Linked DNA regions of Mus musculus: region 2 is linked to region 1. A link is a loop called in an ENCODE intact Hi-C map of the cell type or tissue named here. Cell type or tissue: left cerebral cortex. All regions are shown on one strand. Links, peaks and the distances in the headings refer to the core of each region. The heading gives the core; the rest is flanking DNA.

Evidence for each region. Peaks named below come from ENCODE experiments on the same cell type or tissue, not always from the same donor. Only the 100,000 strongest peaks of a DNase experiment are listed, where the experiment ranks them.
Region 2: it touches region 1 in a loop (4-fold over the local background); 3 of 42 quality-filtered maps call a loop at or near these places.

The regions. Positions count from the first base shown.
Region 1 is chr3:125,398,020-125,410,419 of GRCm38, reverse strand. It overlaps Ndst4 (N-deacetylase/N-sulfotransferase (heparin glucosaminyl) 4), which reads right to left and starts at 6,329. Exons shown (of 14, transcript NM_022565.2): 1 at 5,913-6,329. In left cerebral cortex, for the core only: no CTCF peak of the experiment used is centred there; DNase peaks (open chromatin) are centred at 3,787 and 6,274; H3K4me3 peaks cover 1,128 bases.
Region 2 is chr3:124,600,209-124,612,608 of GRCm38, reverse strand. No RefSeq gene overlaps it. Among named protein-coding and RNA genes, the nearest start is that of 1700003H04Rik, 25 kb to the right of the region's middle. In left cerebral cortex, for the core only: a CTCF peak has its summit at 6,906; no DNase peak of the experiment used is centred there.

The DNA of each region.
Region 1 (12,400 bases), core at 2,457-10,456:
TTTGTAGTTGGAGAAAGTAATGTATATTTTTACATATTCAGTAATTATATTATATGGAGAATTCTTTAGGACCAGCACTTGTTAGCTGTGTGATGGTTTTAGAATCTTGGTTCATACTCCCACTAATACATGAATATAGGTTAGGAAGTGGGCTCTTCTACTGCCTAGGTTTCAATAGTATCATTAGCTTTCAGTATATACACATGGTGAATGATCTAAGATAATTTATGTTGATATTATTTTTAAGTGCTTAGAACTGAGAAGTATAGAGGGAAAAAATGAAAACTCTATTTTGTAAAACTTTATATTACTTTTCTCCAAAAAAGTGTCACCAAAAGTGTGACTTAACTTAAATCATTCCCTGCAGCTCCAGAGAACTGAGGAGATAACCAATGGTCAGATACATACTCCAGACTTTTATTTTGCATATATTAAGAAATTTCTAGCAACAATCACATTTTTATTTAATTTTTGCTATGAGAAAAACTATCATGCCATTGAGTTCAGCATTCAAAATTTCACCGGATTGTTTACTGAGGGATAGTTTCTCAGAAGGATATTCACTAACCAGTCATATTTATAATTCTCATGTGTAGCTCTGATCCCCTTTTTCACTTATTCATCCTTAGAGGATTCATGCTCATGTCTCTTTTTTCCAACCAGAGTATGATCCTCATGAGAATGGTCTTCATCTTTCCTAGCATCTATCACATAATAAAGAAAATAATATTTATTATCATTATCATTAGGAACATGAGCATGTAATCATTAAAGCCTTTTTCTCGGTGGAAATGAGAAATAGAGTAATTTAAGTCTTAAATTGACTTCAACTTCAATTGGTCAATTGTCGCATCATTTTCATCATTATGTCATTCTGAGGAAAGCTTCTTTAGAAATTGCAATCTGAAGAACCACGTGCTTTCAATGAATTAATAAGTATCATTTACAAGTCGATATTTGTGTTTTACTCCACCTTTTAGAATAAGTGAACTCTTACTTGGAGTGACATGAAATTTAGGGAGAGACGGTTTGAGAAGCAGATCAGATTTAAATCCTGATTCTAATTATTCACTTGCACTTTAGAGTAATGAACAGAATTAGGACTTTTATATGCATTTGTAGGAGCATATGCACCGCCGCATCTGTTTCCTCTCCTTGTATTAATCTTTAGTGTTGCTATATTTATTTCTGAGGTTTAAATGATTTTTTAATGTAGGCGTGAAACCCTATTCAGTGCCTCAAGAACTCTTTAGAAAAGTCTGATGAAATATGACAAATTTTTGTGGATCAGCAGTCTACAGTTGCATTTCTGATTCAGGAATGGAGTTAAGCCAAACCATCTAAATGTGTACAATATCTGTCCTTCCCGTCTTCTTCTCTCATTAGCATGGCATCTGGCCTTTGGGCTGCATGCAGTTGTTATTATTTTTAAACTACTAAATATATAAATTATTAATATGGTGTTCAAATAGCAATTTTAATGAGTATTTACTTTTATAATTTTATTTTTAACTCTATAGTGTATTTTGGTGTTGAAAAAAAAATGTTGCTGCCCATGAAAGAGAGTATTATGCATGGGGATCAAAGCACTCTGTAGAAAGTATTAGAAAAGTAAATTACCTAACAACATAGCAGAAGAATAGCTGTTATCTTGAGAGCTACATTTCTGATGCAAATTTCCCATTTTATCTTCTCTTATTCCTTATTGCTTTAACCAATATTCCCCATACCATTCCCCACTTACTGTGGTCACATTGTGTCTTATATTTGCTGCCATGCTAAATATGAGTAGTTCACTCATCAGCTGTGCACTAAAGTTGTCATGGAAAAAAATGAATGGAGGTGGGGATGGAGAGAGATGAAAGAAGGAAAACTGAGACAGAGAGGAAAGGAAAGTAGGGCGTGACCAAATCAATGCAAATGAAGAAGAAAGGTGAAGTGGAGCACAGGTGGCAGCAGGTGGGGATAGAAAGCATCAGAGGCAGTGTGTGCCTATGTTTACTCCTTGCTTGGACATGTTGTACCTGGTCTGTTACCTTTCATCGCCTATGGGGTTAGAGACAAATGTTATTAAATAATTTTAATGAGGAGAATAGGTAACCTAGCAGTACAGCACTTGACAGTTTATTCATGTAAAAAGTCCTGTGTTTGGACCCCAGCACTTCCACAAAAAGTAAAAAAGAAAATAAATAAATAAATAAATAAATAAATAAATAAATAAATAGGTAGGTAGGTAGGTAGGTAGGTAGGTAGGTAGGTAGGTAGGTAGAAAAGAAAAGCAAAAGCAGTTCCATATTGGGGGGAAAATGTTTGGATTCTTCTAACTTAGGAGCATGAGGTGTTTCTGCTGATATGTATGTGTCTCTTCCTTTGCTAAGTGCTGTTCTCTATATTGAGGTTTTCAAATATTTCAAACAACTGTTCTTATAAAGAGTAAGGTAAGATTTTGGAATAGAAAATTCAATTCTACAACCCAATAGTGATTTTTGGTTAAAAAAAAAAAAAAAACAATAAAACACCCTGGATTCATCAAAGTATTTTCTAGAACATTTGAATACAAGTCATTTTATCCCTTCATGTTTCACAGGCACTTCTTTAAGTTTGAGTAACTAATAATGATTATTCATTTACAGTTCACAAAGTATCTTAAGTAATTCTTTTACAAAATGCTTGTAAGTGCTATATTCGTATAAGCTCATAGCAACATCTAAAAGTAATTATTGACTTGTCACGAGGCAAATTATCTTGTTAAAACCTCTCACTCCTGGATATCTTTAAACTGATATGAAAAGTTACAAGACAAAGGAAAGATATCTATCATGTAATATCTGCAAAACCTTTTGCAGGTAGGAATGTAGAGGAAGTTAGTATTTTTTATCTCAAAACTTTTATTGTCTCAGAATTATTTGTTTTGAAATATCTGATGCTTTAGTGAGTTTGCTATTATTGGATTATCTGATTTTTTTAAGGGAGGGGGAAATCTATAAATTCAGTATTATTACTTAAATATAATTTTGACTAGCCTAAAATGTGATATGATCCGTTAGAAACAGAGTTAAAGGAACCTTGGCAATATATTATCATTAACTGCTCTAGCTGCAGAAGCTTAAGCAGAATGAGTCTAAAGAAGAGGCCACTTAACACTCTGTGTAACAACATAAGCTGAAAGTTCCTAAAGTGTCAAGGAAAGCTTGGCTGACTGTTACATCGTGATGGCTGAAGGCAATGGCATACATCGTGTCTGGCACCTGCCCTGTTTCTCTCACTTTGTGAACTTAAAATAAACAGCAGACAGCATCCCCTTTGGCTTGTTACTTGGGAGGTGCACAATGAAGGAGAGTTTACCTTTTGTTGTCTAGCTACAAGACTATGAAAGGGTTTGGAAGTCCTACTTTTACTTGACTTTTTGGAGTTGGTTGATTGAATAAAACCTTGAAGTTCTTTGTTTTGGCACACGTATATATGGCACTTCTGGTCTTGCTGCCATTCCAAGCTAGTATGTAGAGAAGGCATTTCACCCTTCCTGTACTTTCCAGTACATATTGTGTTTTATAGGGTTTAGGCTATGATTTCATCCCAGCAACCTTTGATAAAGAAGAAATCTTTGTTACTTTACAGTTTTCCCCTAGTCTGGCAATATATTTGCTCCTGAAATATTCCAGTTTGTACAGGTTAGACTTAAAACATAATGCATTATCAATAAATTCCAGCCCACGGGGAGGGTGGGGGGAAGAGTAGGCTTCTGGGTGCATGGCTCTTCAGGCTTGGCTGACAGCCAGGGCTGATAGTCTAGCTTCACTTTATAAGTTTCCCCAGCTGCTTTTTAAATCTGGAGAGGCGGCATCAGCCAGAAAGCTTCTAGTTTGAACACAGTATGCTAAGTGTTTCTCTCTTCTCCCTGAGTAGTTGCTAGTAAATGAAATAGCATGATGGTATTTTATTCTCACTTTTTCAGTAAAAACAAAGTGAGAGGGAATCACAATACATTAAACTTCTCAGCTCAACTCTTGTATGGATTAGAAACATTTATTTAGCATTTAGAAACACTAGGTCTGACATTGAGATCAATTAAGAATTTGAGGTATTTTTCTTTTAAACATATGATCATGGCATGGTAGCATTCTTGGAGGAAGACCGAATCCGTATCAAATAGATATATTAGTTTTCATGCCTGATGAAATCTAAGATACTTGCTTCTCAGGTGAATGTATATACATGCATTCTATATGAACATGCAATTTTTTTTATTTTCAGGAAAAAGCAAAAGAATGATCTAGATTATTATGTACAGATGGCTTTCTCATTGATTTCTTAAAAATAAAATATAATAAAATTATCCAAAGCTTTTCTTTTATAAAAGAGTTACATCAGAATTTTTATCTGTATTTTCCATCAAGGACGACTTTCATGCTATAGATTGCCAGAGAATTCTCTATGGAAAAACAGCAAAAATCATAGTATACTCAAATATCTATTTCTGTCCAGAGATAAACATAAATGACACAGTTACTTTTCTTATTAAACATTCTAATGTTTGGGGGAATGCTGGTTCTCACCATGAGATCCTTCTGGTCAGGGGTCTTATGTTCCTGACTTAAACTTTATTGAAACAAACAAAACAAATTATCCATCACTACCTAAGTTTCTGCTTATAGCTAATTGGCCCAATTCCAGTAAAACAAATTAAAATAGTTGTGATCCGGAAAAATAACAACTCATTAAAATCATTTGGAGAAACTCATTGTCTCTTAGTTTTAGTGAAATTAAAGTAATTTTAGTAACTTCTGTCTTCACCAGCTTCTTCTTATTCCAAAATATACAGGATTTTAACTATGAAACTGACAAGAAAGTGGATAACTAAGCCTGAATGACAGAAATGTATTAATATCTTGCTTCAGCTTAACATTGAAAAGTTCTGCCTCCATGTAAATGAAAACTCCTAGAACAGACGCTGTGAAGGCAGGAAAAGGAGCGTCTGACAGAAAGGATAAACTCATTACACTTTCTCAAAGTTAATTGAGGAGCAGAACACAGTCTACCAAAATAAACAACACACTGCTTCTGAAAAAGTATATCAATTTGTAAATTAGGACAAGTTAAAAGGAAATCAATTTTTAATATTTTTAAACTTTGATTTCTTCTGATATAAGTATTAGAAACACTAAGACCACCTTTAAACATCTCGCATTTTCCAATGTGTTTTGTGTAGGGGGCTTTGGAAGTGTGTGTGTGTATATGTGTGTGCGTGTGTGTGTGTGAATACGGCACTGAGGTGTCGGTGTCCTGCTCACAATCTAGGATATGAATATGACATATATTACCCTGAGATGTTTTCATTTCTAATATGAGCTAGGGGATAGCATCTATTTCCTGATAAACAGCATATGCCAGTGTCGTTCAGTTTCAAATGTGTGTGCCAGCTGTTTCTCTCAAAATTCCATCAAAACAGAGAACACCTATAAATCTTATGTCCCAAGGAGAAGAGTTCTCATCTTGGGCAATTTGCATGCCACATTCTAAGTAATACTTCTTAGGAAACATTTAAACACCAGCCACAGTTATGACTGAAGGCTGAGTTTGCAAAATTAGTAGGTCCAGTAGAAACAGGACAAACCTGTTATCCAGGGAGGTGTTTTGGTGCAAATGTCAGAGTAACTGTTTAAAATTAATCTGCTGTTCAGTTCCCTTTTTACAGCAGGGCAATACATTCTATATACAATGCAAATATAACTTCTACATACTGACAGGTATGTATACACACGCCAGAAAGGGAGATTGAATTTGGCTCTAAAAGTATCTGCTTCTACATAAATCTTTCACAAATAAAACTTTAGTGCGTTTAACTTGTTTATGAAGCTAAGCCACACATACCCCGTCATTGTCAATTTCAACAAATTAGGGCAGTAACTTACCTAGAGAAGCATTTCAATTTTTTTTTCTTTTGCTAACTTGAATTTATCCGAAGTTAGAAAATGAGATATCCAGAATTCAGGTTTACTTGGCTCCACGTTAATTAGCGGAGCTTTCAGTTCGTGCCATCTGCCTCAACAGGATTCTGAGAGCACTCCTCAGCTCCGGTGCCGGTGTCTGGACCCTTCCAGCAGTCTTTTTATTTATACACACATTGTCCTTTTCAAAACAAGCAGCCAGCTGGAATGATTCAGACCTCTGTTCAGCACACCGTTAAAATGCAGCTTCCTTCTCGGACACGAGCCTTACCCCAGGGAGCAGACCGGGTACAGCAAAAAGGCTATGAGAACTATTTAATCACCGGAATACCAGCTGCTCCTGTCTGCTTCTGCCACTGCTGCTGTGCCTCTTGCTTAGCTGGAGTCGGTCTTTCCCTCCCTCCCTCCCTCTCTCCCTCCCTCCCTTTTTCTCTCACATCTCCAGAACTATGAAGGCAGCTCTGCCGGGTTATGATTGGCAGAAACAGCCAATTCCTTCAGCTAATCATCCTCAAGACTTTCAAGGACCTGAAGCTGTTGTGATGTCATCCAGGCAGTGGGATGTTACACATGAACACATTCCAGCAGAAGCTAATTCAGCAGCCGGCAGCCTTCCTCTCACACAACACTGATTGATTGATTAGGTGCCCCTTGAGGATTTGGATAATCGTTCACTGGACAGTTTGAATATTTCCTACATAATCCGAGAATAAGATTTCACTTTGCAGCTATGTCACTGTATCAAGTGGGTTAATAAAAGTTCGTGATGGGGCTTTCTGTTGTGAATATGTGCCAGCCAAAGAGTCTAATTTCAAACAGAACAAAAGCCAGCAATGAGCAATAGAAAACTTGGAGAACTGTCTGTGAGCTACCAAATCCTGATACTTATAATAGCATAAACATGTGTTATCAGTAAGGACAGATAAATATGTAAAACTATATAATGTTAATTAACAGAGGTAAAATTTGATTCCTATGGGAAACTACATTTCTATTTCTCAAATTTAAAAATTATATATATATATATTCATATATATATTTAAATATAAATATACAAGAAAAAAAATGAAAACTTGTTTCAAGACAGAATAGAGCTGCAGAATACTCTCTAATCTGGTGTGTGTGTCTTCAGTTATAAGCAATACATGTAATATTCGGACAATTTCAGTAAAATCCCGTGACTAGAGAGGGGGGTGGAAGTAGTGGAGAAGCCATTAAAGCTTGGCTTTATGATGTCTGTATCCAGTATTATTGGTGTTAACGTCTGCATAACATTTGTCTGCAAATTGCCTAAATTCTCATGCACAGTGAGTTGAGAAAAAGTTTATGTTTATAAAATCTTCAAGCAGCATTCAGCAACTTCTTACCCGGATGGCAAAGAAGCATTTGAAGGTCAAGACATGTTGACTTAGTGATGCCCATTACAATTGAGAGAGATAAGCATACTGCAGACGTATCTTTTTATCAATAATATAATATTATGAGGAAAATACCATGCCATGGTTCAGTGTTGATTAAAATGCATTTTAAATGCTAATTGAAAATTTCTATCTTTTATAGTTTTACCTGTCTGGTTATGGTGCTGGGAATTGAACCCAGAGCCCTTCAGTTTCTAGTATAGCCTCTGTTACCATACCAGATCCCACCATAGTTTTGCTTTTTTGTTGTTTTGCTTGTTTGTTTTTTAATTTCATTATTTATTTAGCATTTTAAGTTTTTGGAAAATTGCATAATTGAGGAAGAAACATTATTGCAAATTGTTCAACCCATTACAGTCTTGCTGCGTTCCTATTTCAAAGGCCAACAGAAGCAGTGCTATATACAAACGGTTGAACTTGTTGGAATTAAATGGTAGCTCCATGATTCTCACTGCAAAACTATCAAATAGAACCTTGAAGCAGGATCCACAGCCTTGTCAGGGTTATGGCCATGGACAGTGTAGAATCATAACAAAGGAAATAACATGATCAAGTCCATTATTACTCTAGCACCAGCTTTGATATGAAGATACTTAACCATTTTTTAATTGTGAGGACTTTGACAATGGAAGTGTTACAATGTTAGTCAGTTCTAAGACATACCATGGTATTTATTAAATATTAATTATTGAAACACATCCAAAGACAGGAAATTAAAATTCTGTAGTTGAAAAAGAAAAATACCACTTAGCTGACCATTTCTTTTTGATAAAACATAAAATAAATGTTCAAAACAGAGTTAACACACTATGTGTAACTATGAATGAATTTAAAGCCACCAACGTTTTCTTTCTTCTCTTGGAAAAAACTGGAGAAATTAATTGATGAAAATAAAAACATCCCCAAAATAATTTCTATATGAAAATTTTATGTAAATAGCCTTCTTATATTGGTTTCTCCAATTATTACAAAGGAACTTAGTCTCCAAAAGTGTTATCCATTGTTATTTTTTAACTTGCCTCGTTCAGGAAATAAAGATAATAAACATAGACTTTGTGGAGGGAACATGTTGTACAAGACAGAATACATTGAGAAATGATTGGCTAAAGCACTTGTTTGTTTCAATCAAAACCTAAATTCTACAATTGGCTTTAGACATCAGTCAGATATTCCAGCTATTCCATTAGTTTGTAATTAGACACAATATGTAAACATTTGGATCACTACTATAGTTGTGAACAGAAAATAAATGCTCTTAATTTTGTTTTAACACCTTGGTAAAGGCAATCTAAATTTTTTCCTTATTTACTAAGTCTGAATTTAACTTTTCCAACTTTAATTCAATATATTGTGCCAGTGAGGTTTGTAATCCCTCACAGGGTGCCTCTCTAGTTCCTTCAGCAGGATGTATATTCTTTAATCAGCTCAAAATCTCAGTATCACCTTACTATACCTTATATATAACATTCAAATATCTAGTGACAATTCACAAAACAGTAAAGAAAATGTATGTCTTAAGCATCGTTTAGAAATTAAAAACATGAAATTTTGAATTCATTGTTTATTATGTAGTTAAAATGAATAAATATAAACGATAACAGTTCTAATCTATAGCATTCTAATAGTATATTCTTTCTAACATGTTTACATCAATGTCTTTGATATTTGGTTTTGTTTCTGGTAACAGGGTCTCAGCGTGTAGCCCCACCTGGTCTGGAACTTGATATGTAGACCAGAATGTCCATGTTCTGATACTTGATTTCTGGAGTTAAAGATTTATGGTACGACTGGTTCAAAGCCGTTATTCAAAGGGAAGGTCATTAGTTTTGGTATTTGTTTGCTTTGTCGAGTCAATTTATTTGGAGGTAAAATTGAAAGTTAACCACAGAATGTTAGAAGACTTCGTTACAATTGTAGAAAATTAAATGATTCCAAGAGTTTACCTCACATGTTTCTTATGATTATTAAAGATAATGTTAAATTTATGCCTTTAAATAAATCAAATTTTGCAGATACACACCATAATTAGATGTTCATACCCTTTCATAGTTTTGCATTGCTTCTTGTTTTCACTTCTTTTCTTTAATGTTCATCAGAACTAACAATTTCAGGTGAGAAGAAATTATTCAATTTATAGTTCTCTCAGTTTTGACTGAACATGATTAATGTAATCGAAAATTTAACTCAATAAAGTTTATGAATACCAAGAAAACAGTAAAGCAAACAGATTTTAATGGACAACTGAGTCATGTTCATAGCTAAGCATTTTAAGAGAGAATATTTCTAATTGGGATGAGTAACTAATGTAAAAACCCTTTTAAGGGAGGGGAAAAAAACCGCCTCATGTTAGCAATTACTCTAACCAGAACTGCAGTAAGGGTTATGGAGAATTCACACTTCTTCCTTCTCTGTCAAGACATTTTGGGGAAAAACTGAGTACCAAACATATTTACTTTTATTCATATGTGTCCTGTAGCAGACATAGGACTGTGGCACATCTAGAAATCTTTTTAAATGTTGCTAAAAGATGGACATAAACAGGAACTTCAGATTGAGGAGGTATCATGTCAGTTTTACTTCAAGAACATCAGCATGCTAATGCCTTAAACGAGTCATTTGACAATATAAAGCTCTGAAGGCCATGAGGAACCAAACAGCTACAGCAGCCTGATTCCAGTTTGGCCAACAACTGCCTAAAGCCAGAAGATTTTTAATAAATAGCAACTCTTGGTCTAAGTATCATTGAATCACAAGAATATTTGTTGTGGAATAAAATGATCCAAGTGTGTCCTGCGGTAAGGGAAGGGAGCCCAGGAGAAATTACATTTACAATTATTCGCGGGTCTAAGGTTTTCTTCTGAGGCTTCACAAAGGTTCCGAGATTTCATAAGGTACATTAATCAGGCCAAGGTTTCCTTGGGAGTCTGTACCATTGGAGCAGCTTTGAATACAGAAAGTATTCTTTAACTACAGTAGGAAGCTTTACTATATTTCCTACCGGATCTGCATTTCCAAAAATTGATTATGATTTAGTGGCTATTTTGTTTGGAGTTAAACTTCACAAGTCAAGCCACTTTATATTATGTACTTTAAAGTCCTAAATTTTCCAAGTGAGAAAACTACATGGAAGCCAGAATCCTAACATTAGAGTAATAAATTCGATAAAGCCTTGTGTGTCAAACAGGGCATTCTATTTCATCTGTTAGAAAATTCCCTTTAACATAGGTATCCCAGCATCATTTGTTTTCTGTCTGTTCGGGTGCTTTGGGAGCAGGCCTCTCATTTATGAGTTACTCCAGCTAATGTGCTGATCATCATGGGAATCTTCATTTTTACTAAGTCTTAGTAAATCAGGCTTTGGTGAGTAAACTTGAATGTCTCATTCTAAATTATCATCACTCATGAGGAATGCACTAGTTCTTCTGTCTCCCTCAAAGTTGACCTTAGCACAGTGTGATATATGTATGTTGGTGTGGGTATGAATGTGAATGTATATATGTATATGTGTGCATATATGTGGGTTTAATTTGTGTGTGTATATATATATACATATATATATACATATACATATATACACACACACACACTTACATATATACATATATACACACACGTATCTGTTGCATTTATGTGTGCATATGTGTGTGTTTGTATATTTTGTGTTTATATATGTTATATGTATAATGTATGTTTGTGTCTGTTGTCTGTAAACAGGTTTGTGTGTCTGTATATATACAAGCTATATATATATATATATATATATATATACATATGTATGTGTGCAGTTTGAACATCTATGCATACATATGTGTATGTTTATGTATATATATATTGTATGTATATGTGCATATACTGTATGTGCATACAAACATATAAATGTTTATACATATACACATATATAAATATACACACATAGACAAATATACATACATATACAAAAGTATACACACACAACACATGTTCTCATAACTCTAGCATACACATGCATATACACAACCCATATACATACAAACACGTATGTATATGAACATGACAGTATGTATGTGAACATCTATATGTGTCTGAATATATGTGTGCATGTGGTGGTATTTGTAAGTATGTGTGTGTGTATGTGTGGTATATTTATAGTTGTGTGTATGTGTGTGTAGTGTGTGCATGTATCTGTCATGTATGTGTGTTGTATGTGTTTTGTGTATAACTTTGTGGATGTTGTGTGTATGTGTGTATGCATCTATATGTTCAGTGAGTAGGTGTTTATGTGTTGCATGCATGTTAGGGTGATGTGTTGCAATATAGTGAATAATGTTTTTAAAACTAGCTAGCAATGACTTGTATATTCCTTATGCTTGAGAGTTTATACCAGTAAAGTAGTCTAGTGCCCTGTGTCAACAGGCTACAAATACAAGCTTAACGTTATACTGCTATCTCTGTTTGTTAAATTCACACAAATGTGTTTTTGTGTGTGGACACACATGTGTGCATGGGTGGATGCGTGTGTGTGTGTGTGTGTGTGTGTGTGTGTGTGTGTGTATTCACCAGTCATTGTCTGTGCTCTGAGTACAAAAATCATGTCTAACTCTTCCTGTTCTCATGCTATGAAAAGTACCATCATATGGGGTAGGTACTCGCACTTTTCAAACCAAATTGATGAATGGCTGAGTGAATAGAACGTAGCGACCGAAAACTAGAAAATGGAGACAATGGTGTGTTAAGATTTCTCACATGGGAATGTTTATGAATGAAACTTGCTCTGTTTCTGTACTCCAAAAATAGAAATAGCTCATTTCAAATAGAAAATGCGAACGTGAGAGGAAAGTGCGTTTCCATAGAGAGAGCACACAGATTACATTTCCATTTCAGAACCTATGTCATTTTATTCTACCTAATACTCAGGAGTAAAATAATTTGCTAGGAAAAAGTCTCCATTTATTTTCATAATTTAAAAGTGTTTTATAAACAAAGTTAGGCAGAAAAAGCCCTGAAATGTGCAGGTGTTCTTCTGTGTGAAGGATTCATCTTCTGATCATGGTGAAG
Region 2 (12,400 bases), core at 1,911-9,910, 800 kb after region 1:
TTAAGTCATTCTTAGATGCATAAAAAATTCAAGAACAATCCAGGACAAACTATGAAAACTTGTTTGAATACACTGTCAGAAAACACAAACAAACAAAACAACAAACAAACAAACAAAAAACACACAACCATCACCCCTACCAGAGTTGTACAATTTGTCTTATTTAGAGTTTTAGTCCTGTGAACAGACATTATGAACAAGACAAGTCTTATAAAGGACAATGTTTAATTGCAGCTGGCTTACAGGTTCAAAGGTTCAGTCCATTATCATCAAGGTGGGAGTATGACAGTATCTAGGCAGTCATAGTGTAGAAGGAGCTGAGTCAGAGTTCTACATCTTCATCCAGAGGTTGCTAGGGAGTGGAAGACCCGCTTCTAGAAAGATGATAGAACAAGGGTCTTAAAACCCAAGCCCCCAGTGACACACTCTAAAAAGGCCACACCTGTTCCAACAAGGCTACACCTCCAAATAGTGCCACTCCCTGGCTAGGCATATACAAACCATCACACATTTTTTAGTATATTTTTAATTGTATTTGCAAATAACTATTTTGAAATTCAAAATTTGCAAATTTGAAAATTGCTACTAGGGATAAAGTTAGAGCATGAATAAGTAGGTTGATTTCTATATAAAAACTTCTAAATGTACAGCATATTTATTCTTAGATTTTCCATATGTATCCAATTATTGAGATTTCCAATCTTCTATAGATTAATAGAAAACTTCCCCTTTACTTTATTATTTGCTTTAGCATCTTTAATTCAATTTTTCCTGAGAATACATAGTAATATGAAAGTGATTTTTAACAATATAGTTGTTCTACAATAACATGTAATATTCCACTTATAACTAAGAATATAATTTTTTAAGTAGTAGACTAAAGAAATATTGCCATTGAATTAAGAAACTACCTGATATCTATAAGATAAGCAATATCATAAAAGCCATTTATTAGTGTACAATGTACATGTACAATTCAACAATCTATTACTAACATTTTGTGGGATGGAATAGATAGTTTTCGAATGCCATGGATTTAGGTATTATTTAGGGATAAGTTGATCTCTTTACTTTTGGCCATTATATTAAAATTTTTATTTTTGCTTTGTTTTGTTTATGTTTTGTATCTGTTTTTGAAAAATACACTTCTCAGGTGCTACTAAACTATGTATACTTACACATAAATGTCTCTCTTTAATAAGAGCAACAAAAATAATAAAATACATGCTGCCAAGATGGCTCAGTGGGAAAGAATCCTAGCTATAAATATGAAGAGCTAAGTTCATATTCTAAAACTCATTTTAAAAAAAGTTTGACATGATAAGGTAAGTATATTCCCCTTACTTCTATGGAAAGATGTGATGATCAAAGGGAGGATATTGGAAACCTTAGGCCATATAGACTAATGTATACAGAGAAAACAACAAAGAGAGTATACATTAAAATAGGTTAAAGGTGTCTCTTCATACACACACACACACACACACATACACACCTTGGCATAAATTGCACACATGTACTCATAGGAATGTGCAGGTAAATATGCATGTATATTCTTATGTGTGTGCACTGTAATTCACATAGAAAGATAAGTAAAAAGATAAATACAATTAAAACTGTAGTTTTATCATCCAATAAAGTTTATAAAATATTAAAATTTTACATGCACTCAACACAAACATTTGCATATGCAGCAAAATTTTTGAACTGCTCTATATGTTGTGATTATATCTTAGGGCAGTTGAACAAAAAAGAGAATTTAAAAATTTTTAATTTAATAATTTTATACTTATATAGATGCCAAGTCGAGCCATTCAGAAGGGATGGCATGACACAGTTTCCTCCTGCACCTGGAGCAGAGCTAGCAGAGCATGAGTCTCCATGAGTGATGATGGTTTCTAGGCATCAGGCATGTTTGTATAACAGTGTACATAATTTACTTTATTTTCCTCCTTTGGGAAATATTGTCCCCACCAAAGTTATCAGGGGATGTTTCCCTGACAAGGTTAAAGACTCCATGATAATTAGAAGCAGCTTGAATCCGGGCAGGGGAGGGTGTGTCTCAGCAAAATGGTAAATGCTGTGACCTTCAGGACAACCTGTAAAGCTGTGGGAAAGAACTCTGAAAAAAAAAATGAGTTCAAGAATGTGTAATTTCTGAACTATGCAAAAATATAAAGATGCAATATGAATTTTATGAGGGGCTTCATGGATCTAAAAGAACAGAAGCACTTGTACTATGAGCCAGCTTCTCAAAAAGATATTAAGGAAAGACATAAAGAGATTTGAGGAGTGGTAATCACAGGGAAAGATCCTACACTGCTTATTGTTTGTGCTTATAAAGGCAGGCAGATTCCTGAATTCAAGAGACAGAACTAGTTTATGCCCAGATAGGGTGAGAATGGTGATCTCAGAGCCAGATCCTACCCAGTTAGCTTATTGTCTGTGCTTATAAAAGGAGGCAGACCTCTGAAGTCATTGCTATGTTAATGTACTTGTTATCTTTTCTAAGAATCAAGGGGCTAAATTTACAAAATGCTGATTCATGGGACAATCAAAGGGGAACTTGGGTGGAGAATTGAATTGATATGCAAAAAAAAAAAGACTGGGCTTTGGTCTTCAAGAGCTGAGCTGTCTGGAGATCTCTGGAGAGCTGTCTCAAAAACACAGGTTGTCAGCTTGTATCTATGACTGAGTTCTAGTGGTTCTTTCACCATTGCCAAACACCCCTTCTTCAAAGTATTTAGCCTTGGTTTATATTCCTTACTCTAGAATCCTGTATTGTCTCACAAATTGGACTTTTTGTTACAAAAGCTAAAATAGAGATCTCAAACAAACCTTAAAAAAAACTTAAATAAGGAGCAATTAAATGAATTTTTTTAAAAGTACTTATTTAGGCTGTTAAGAAGTGAAACCAAAAAGATAAATTTCAGAGAGGCTGTCACAGTGTTTGGATGTTACAGATTTGAAGTTCAATTTTAAAGGTGAAAAAAAAGAGGAAAAAAATGTAACATTTGTTTGTGTAGATTCACTTAGGTGATGGAAATGAGACAAAGACTATTTTCTAACAAAAAGACTGTTCAATTTAAAGAATGTATATGAAGAAGCTTTTGAACAGGCAGACAGAAAAGAAAAGATAGCTTAAGAAAAGAAAAGGAATCAGAGTGGAGGATGCCCATTGTTGCATGCACTCACATTGGGCTGTTGTCTTTCCATGAAAATCATATCCAGAGGTTAGGCACAGCCCCCGTTTGAGAGATGGGGGACACCCACCCATCTCAAAATTATTAACCCAGAATTGCTCCTGTCAAAAGGAAATACAGGGACAAAGAGTGAAGCAGAGACTGAAGGAAAGGTTATTCAGAGACTGCCCCACCTGGGATCCATCCCATATACAGACACCAAATCCAGACACTATCACTGATGCCAAGAAGTGCTTGCTGACAGAAGCCTGATGTAGCTGTCTCCTGAGAGGCTCTGCTAAAGTCTAACAAATACAGGGGTGGATGCTTAAAGCCAACCATTGGACTGATCACGGGGTTTGCAATGGAGGAATTAGAGAAAGGACTAAAGAACCTGAAGGGGTTTGCAATTCCATAGGAAGAACAACAATATCAACCAACCAACCAACCAACCCCCCCCCCCAGAGCTCCCAAGGACTAAACCACCATCCAAAGAGTACACATGGAGGGATCCATGGCTCCAGCTACATATGTAGTGGAGGATGGCCTTGTTAGACATCCATGGGAGGAGGGGCCCTTGGTCCTGTGAATGCTCTATGACCCAGTCATAGGGGAATGCTAGGGTGGTGAGACTGGAGTGGGTAGATGGGTGGGGGAGCACCCTCATAGAAGCAAGGAGAAGGTGGGGTGTGATAGGAGCATTGTAGTGGGGAACCTGGGAATGGGGATAACATTTGAAATGTAAATAAATAAAATAATCAGTAAATAAAAAAGAAAAGAAAATCAGTGTTCTAAGCAAGTAAACTGCAGATGTGCTTGCTCAAGTTTATTTGGAATCCTACCCTGTTTTATTCTCTGGATTTAATATTGGCAGTTGACTCAGTCTGCCTAAGTTCAAGGAATATTTAAGAAAGAAGAATCAGTTACTGTAACCATGAGAAGTTGTTTAGCAATGACTAAAAATTACCTGTGAAAGTGAAGTCTCAGAGTTTTGAAGGCACAATTAAGTTCCTAGAGGAAAGGAGGGAGTCTAAGTAGGGAAAGTGTGATGATTTAATTTAATATTAACCTTAGCAATTTAAATTTCATTAATTCACGATGTTCTCACATTTAATTCACACAGGTACAATTTTCAATATAAAATGCAATAGCAGGTTTTACAATTAACATGTAGTCCAGAATACCTACTACAGCATGGTATGTTGTGCCCACCTGTCTCTTGTCATTTCATCTTACCTCAGCTATGATTTTGAAAGTAGCAAATAGTTCTGGCATTTTTAAAGGCCACGATTATCTCACTGAGAACGAGATCATGGTGACTCTCACTTTTACAATAGCTTCAAAAATAATTGCATATCTAAAAATAAACCAAAACATCAGGTGAAAGATCTTTACAGTTTGGATGCAAATGCTTTGTCAATTTTTGTAGAATTAATTTGACTTTTTAAATACTTCTTGAGTTTTATTTTCCAAGTAAATTGGGATTTAAATAGTGATATACAACTTACAGATAATCATCTTTATGAAGGAAGAACAAACTACCAAGTCAGTGTGAATAAAAACATGCTCATTAATTCTCCTAGTATAAACATGACAAACACCTTTGGGTTTCAAGTTATTAGCAAATACTAGCACAATGAAAATGTCAATGCCTGACAAAATACAGAAGATGCCAAAGTGGAATCTAACAACTCAACGGAATAGTTATTGTTCAGTTCCACACCAAACAAAATTTATGTTTTTTAAATTAATGGGTAACTTTTTCAAAGTTTAAGTTATGAGAATATTTGTTTTGAGAGATAAAGCATTTTTAAAATTCTTCAAATTGTCCTTGAAAAACATAAAGACAATTTATTTGGCAGATACTTTTTATGTGTAGCTTTTTAGTCTAGGAATAACTCATTGATGAACCTCATTCACTTAGCGTGAGCAATTTTAATTGGCTATTTGATTTACTCATAGACAGTTGGATGAATGGCATAATATGCTCACAGTATATTTAATCTATTTTAATATTTTACCATCTTTTTGATCCAGTAGCAGAGGGTGAAAATTAGACGACATGCTACCAGAAAGAAAATTATTATTATTATGACCCACCTCTAAATCTTGCTACATACAATAGTGACTTGCCTCTGATAATGGTCCAAATGTTATTAAAAAAAAGAAAAGAAAAGAAAAAAAACACACACACTACTTTTTTGTTGGATCTAAAACCTATTGCATGAGACAGAAACCTTACTTGATACTGTTAAAATGGGCAAGAACCTGAGTTAGATAGATAGGTCCCTTATGAGCTGGGGTTGGGGAAGAGGGTGAACCTAATACCATTATTCTTTTATCCCATGCTGAAAGGTTTTAAAATATCCCAACATCTTCTGAAAACTTTATGATTTCTATGGGTCAAAAGTGTTACTAGAGTTAGTTAGGATCTCTGCTAAATGTGGTACATGGATATATCACAGAAATGGCTGAAGTGATTTCAAATCTGAGGCTTGGCATGCATTCTCTCTAAGCTCTGAAGCAGCTGGAAGGACTCTTATATTTCTGATGATGAGAGCCTCGTGTTCATGTGGGCATTATTTAAGTTGTTTGAGTGTTTTCTCATCTACAGACAAATGAAAATTAGTAGGAAGTTTTCAAGAGTGGTTTTCAGTGGCTTTGGTTCCTAGTATGCAAATTTCATCCAATCACAACCATTTAACCTATTTAAAATAAATAAAACAGACTGAAAGTGAATCTGTGTCTCTTCCATGATCAATAAAAATGTTGTAGGTATGGATTCGGGTCTGGAGGTCACCATCCGAGATTTCCAGTTTCTGTCCCATAGAACAAAGTATTGAACCAGAGACATATAATTAGTGGTAGAAATAAAGACTATTTATTAAGAAAACAGTTCCAAGAAATGAAATGGTCCATAAAGCTGGAAAGATGAAAAGCTCACAGGTCCTGAAGCAGGTATATCCTTACCCTTTTCTGAGTCATTCACAAAGCACCCATCTTTACTGAATTTGTAATCTGTAGGCTTTTGTGTAACTTATTAAGGCCTTTACCTGTAGCCTGGGTGGGGAATGTTTTCAGTCCTTCTCTTTGTCTTAGTTTCTTTCATATGTTAATGATTATGACCCCTGGCTTGGAAGCCCCCATTCACTCTCTACATTTGCAAATGAAAAGTCAAAGATTCATATAATTTAACCATCTCCTTGTTTTTGGTGAAGAAAGCTCTAGTGTTGAAAGTGAGATGCCCTTTAAGAAGGGCCATGTGTCAAGGTGCTTGAGGGAAGCCCATAGCTAAAAGCAAAAGGGGAACTAACTCCATCAGCAACCACATACTCTATACCAGGTTCAGAAGCACAGAAGTTAGGAAAGAACAAATGCTGGAAGCAATTCAAAAAACTAGCTCAAGGTTTTAAAACTTCTGAATTAGCTTATTAGATATGATTACATTTCCAGATATTGACAAATTTTCTTAATTTTTCTTCTTTTTATATCATACACACACATGTGCGCACACACACACACAGATACATATACATTTGTATTGGTAACTTGAAATAACACATTTTGTTTTGTTTAAGAATAAACAATATCAATGATTTAAGATTATAGTATTTTTTTTCAGGATATTGGGAAGGAAATTATCTTCAATATCACATATATCAGAAAGAAGTTAAGGTAAAAGTTTCTTCATACTGAAAGAGGACTAAGATAGACCTACAGTGCCATCTATCTATCTTTAAATTAAATGTTGCTTTTCTATTATTTTATAATGGATTTCTTTCTTTTTAACAAATTTGAAATAATAGTTTACTATGGAAAGTTTTCTCTAACATTCTTAGGAAAATATAAAAATCAATACAATGTAACTTTTAAAAATTATTTTTCCGTTTGTCCTTTTGCAAAGCTGTAATGAGAGCATTTGTAACATACTTTCTTGTATCCGTTAAGGTAATTCTGATGGGTATATCATAAAGATCTTGTGTAAAGGTGCCTGTTGAAATTCATGTATCATGGTTTTCTGTGTCAGTGTTTTTTTTTTTTTTTAACCTTTCAGAAAAGCTAAAATGTCTCATGATAGCTAAATCAGGAGGAGGAAAGCATAGTGTGGATGTTTTAAAGGTGGGCAGGGCCGCTTGGTCTTCACAGCCTTGAGCCCCTCAACATTACATATAGATTGTGCATGGAAGGCCACGGTGATCCAGTGATTCTGTGGTGAGATATGCTTCACTTCAACCTACTCTTTTGTGTCTTTGCAATGATGAGAAACTTGGCTTGTTTTGTATGACAGCACTGAAACAATGTCTAAAAATTTCAAAAAGTTATAGATATTGGAGAACAAATTTGAAAGTCCCTAAATACCTCACTCCCCATAGGAAAACATGTCAAAATAATTAAATATTATAAATATTTCTTTCAATACTTTCTTCTAAGTCCTACATAGCTTGGATATTCCACTCAGACTTTTCTTCTGCTTTCTATTATTTTATGAAATATTCCTTTATTTCATGTTGTTGAAACTATACTCCAAGGTTTTTTTTTTTTTGATTAAAATTTTACAGAGCAAAGTTTTCATTTCATATGTAACTCATCTCCTGATGACTTATAACATGTATATCAATATTTAACCATTACAAACTTTGCATATTATAAAGTTCTTTACAGATGTCTTTGTTTAATAATTTCTCCTCCAAGTGTAAAATGTTTACTTCCTGTATTTTCTCATTCTGCTCTTGTAAATAATTATGACATTATAAATTGCAATAATTTGCAAGTAAATATATTCCTATTCTATAATGTTCATGCTTCGAGTATAATTTCACTATTGTATCATTGTAAGTGATGTGTTTATAAAAAGATAAAGAGTGGAAGGGATATGTTCTATGGAAGTGGGGTGAGGGATGAGAGAAGGGGTCCCTCAGTGGGCCCATGCCAAGGGATCCCTTCCCCTTGAGGGACCAGCCAGAGAATGAGACTGTATACTATAGAATAGAGTTTATTCAAGAGGGTAGTAGAGGCAGAGATTGAGAGAGAGAGAGAGAGAGAGGTAGAGGAGTAGAGTCCATGAGCACATGGAACCGGATGGGGGTGAGGGAATGGGGAGAGAGAGGGGAAGGGAAGCTGAGAAAGAGCAAGGAAAGAAGAGGAACAGGAGAGAAGGAGGGGGTAAGCAGCCGCTTCTATAGTGGGTCAGGCACACCTGGCTGTTGCCAGGTAACTGTGGGGTGGAGCTTAGACAGAATGATAACAATAAGCTTCAGATTTCTTTTTATATTTAAATTTTTATGTAACTATTGTTTATACTATTAAATTAAAAGTACACTGGGTCATCATCATCTCAAATTAGAAAACTAAAAATATTATCTATGATGAAATTTGACTATTATTAGTTTTGCCCATTTATTTACTCATGCTTTATTATTCATTTATTAAAATTTGCTGGCAAATTATTATTCTTTCATGTCAAAACAGAGACAAAATGGACTTAAAGTTTATGTTCTTTGGGACAACCAAATATTTATTATTTGAAAAACAATTATATCATAAAACATTTAATACTTTTATAAGCATACAAAATGGATTTTGTAATAAATACTTATCACAACTTTTGAAATTCACAGATTTTTTAAAAAGATAATAAAATTTAAAACAATGTGATTACAGTACAATATCTTTACATTTTTTCAATGTGCTACGGATATGACTAAAGTCAATTTTTAAATGGCACATTTGTTAACCCAGTTGTGAAGGTTACTTACAGAATTCAATCATGTCTGTGGAATGGAAAAAATAAAATATATGCACAGCAAATGAAGTTGTGAAGGTATTAGCTTTAAGTTATACCAATGGTTTTAGACATTGGAAACAACAGGATGAACTTTTACAGTGAAGTAAAAAAGCCAAGTCATATTCCAAATGGTTTTCCTTGGCTCCTAATGAGTTGACAGATGTTACCAGCACTACTCATTTGAGTCTATTTAAGAAGTCAGTGCTGAATTGGTAATGATTGAATAATTAGCTTCTGTGAAAAGCCTGCAGGAACATCCACAAATAACAATATTTTCAAGGAGCATGAGAAAAACACAAATTTAGTACAAGCTGAGGTAGAATTTGCTAAGTTCTCTCACAGGAGAACACTAGGTTTGGAACACACACACACAAAAGCTTAATTTGATGTCCCTCTTAATAAAAAGGTTCTACCGATCCCTCTGGAGCAAGATCCAGTCCCTTTAGAGCAGGCTCCAACCCATCTAGATCAGGCTCCTGGACTCAGGGGATGTCAGGCACTCTGTGACGGTTTGTATATCCTTGGACCAGGGAGTGGCACCATCTGGAGGTGTGGCCTTGTTGGAATAGGTGTGACCTGGTTGGAATGGGTGTGTCACTGTGGGTGTGGGCATAAGATCCTCACCCTAGTTGCCTGGAAGTCAGTCTTCCACTATCAGCCTTTGGATGAAGACATAGAACTCTCAGCTTCTCCTGCGCCATGCCTGCCTGGATACTGCCATGCTCCCACCTTGATGATAATGGACTGAACCTCTGAACCTGTAAGCCAGCCCCAATTAAATGTTGTTTTTTATAAGACTTCCCTTGGTCATGGTGTCTGTTCACAGCAGTAAAACCCCAACTAAGACACACTCTAAATCTCTATTGTAATCTCTACACACATTTTTTTTTTATCTAACAGATCTTCTCCACTGTTATCTCCTTTGAAACTTGTAACTCCATTAATTCTTGAATTCAGCATCCAATTATCTTGCTCAAGCAATGTTTGTTATCAATCAAAATGTTCCTGTGCCCTTCATACTTAATTTTCATTGTTTCTTAATTGCCTTCAGTTTTTCATTATCCCACTGAGGGCACCGATGCTGCTTAACAGCAACCAGCCAGTTCAATTGCCCTTGTGTACACTGTTCAAGTTTCAAACGTCTCTCTTACTGAAAAGTACAGAACAGCTCCTCCTCTGAAAAACTCTTCCGAATCACTGAGTGAACGTTCTCACAAGAGAGACATCTGAGACTCTTGGATGTCTTACCTCTTGCCTGATCTGGGTCTACCTTGCCAGAGATCAATCCATCCCTGAAACCAGTTGAATGTAGATGCTAATACCCAATTTGAAGCTAGAGTTTCATTGGCGTGATCATAATATTCGAGGAAAGTATGTGGAAGCAAGATAAACCATGAAATAACTGGGAGGCAAACATGAAAGGGAATGAAAAGAAGCAGGGATGAAGAGACACTGCTCATGCTGAAATGCAGGTTATTTTTAATTAATTGTTTTTATTTTTAATATATTTGTTTATATTGTTATTTGGGGCTAGTACATTTTTTTTAGAAAAAAAAAAATTAAGTTACGTACTTTACATCTTGATCACAGCTTCCATTCCTTCTCACCTACCTCACCCATCCACTATTCTGAGGCCTTCTACCTCAGAAAACAAGCGGACTCTCATGAATATCAACCAGCCTTTGCATGTTAAGTTGAAGTAAGACTTGGCACATTTTCTACTGAGGCAAAACAAGGCAGCCCAGTTAGGGGAAAGGGATCCAAAGGCAGGCAACAGAGTCAGAGACAGCTTGAGTGTTAGGAGTCCCACCTGAAGACTAAGCTGTACAACTGCTCCATATGAGCAGAGGGCCTAGGTCCATCCCATGCATGCCTACCTGCTGGTGATTCAGTCTGTGACCACCAATGGACCGATGGACCCAGGTTAGTTGATTTTATACTTTTCTTGTGGTGTCCTTGAATTCTCTATCTCCTTCAATCCCTTGTCTTCCTCATCAACAGGATTCTCCAAGCTCTGCCTAATACTTGACTGTAGGTCTCTATATCTTTTTCCATCAGTGGTTGGGTAAAGACTCTGATGAAAATTATGCTAGGTTCCTGTTTCCAAATATAGAAGAATATCATTAATGTTTCAGAAATGTGTCTTAGTTAGGGTTTTACTACTGTGAAGAAACACCATGACCAAGGCAACTCCTATAAGGACAACATTTATTTGGGGCTGGCTTCCATGGTCAGAGGTTCAGTCCATTATAATCAAGTTGCAAACATGGCAGCATTCAGGTAGGCGTGGAGCAGGAGGAGCTGAGAGTTCTACATCTTCATCTGAAGGTATAAGCAGAATACTGACTTCCAGGCACCTAGGGTCTTAAAGCCCACACCCACAGTGACACATACCTAATTCTAACAGGGCTATATCTTCTAATAGTGCCACTTCCTGGACTGAGCTTATACAAACCATCACAGAATGGCATCCCTCCTTTGCACATCAAGTTGGTTCAGTCACTAGTGGGCCATTCTGTCAATTTCTGCTTCGCCTTTACCCTGCATATCTTGTAGGCAGAATAAATTGTGGGTCAAAGGTTTTGTGTCTGGATTGGTACTCTAATCTCTCCATTAGAAGTTTTACCTAGTTACAGGAGATGGCCATCATTTCAAGTTCCATAGTCCTCATTGCTAGAAGTCTTACATGGGAATTTCCATTTTCCTAAGTTTCTAGCTTTTTTAGAGATGCCTCCTTCTGATTCCTTTTATCTTTCCCAGGAATCTCTGCCTCTGTTTGCCCCCATTGATCTCTCCTGTCCCTGTCTCTACCTGGAATCCCTAGTCAGCTGTTCTGTCCCAATCTGCCTACCAAGTGAACTGATTCAATCTGACGTCTCTCAGCTTCTCACTGAGTTTCTCTGCTTGGCCTCAAACTCTGACAATCTGTTCTAATCGTCTAGCTCCTTTTCATTCTCTGGCTCATTCTGTCTTCACTTGTGTCTAGCTTGTTCTCTCTGCAACCTGTCTCTAGAAAACTGTCCCTGTAAAACCTCCCTCTGAATTCCATGATCTGAACTCCCATGAACTCCACTCTATTGCATTGCCTCTCAACTCACTGAGTCAAACAAACTGAAGGACTAGAACTCAGAGATCTGCATGCCTCTGTCTCTTCAGTGTTGGGCATAAAGACATGTACCACCACACCTTTATATTCGCTTTTCTTTACCAGAAACATGCTCTATATCAGTCTGGTTTTGAACTCAGAGATCTCCTTGCCTCCATCTCCTGGAACTAAAGCTGTGTCTGTATTCCAGCTAGATCACACAGACCCAGAAGGACTTTGGATATGATCCCTTGCCAGAGCAGCCATGTTACTAGATTAAAGTCCCTCTACACTCACCACTAATCAAAGTAGCCTCTTTTTAAAAGCAAGTGGCAAGCACAGAAGTGG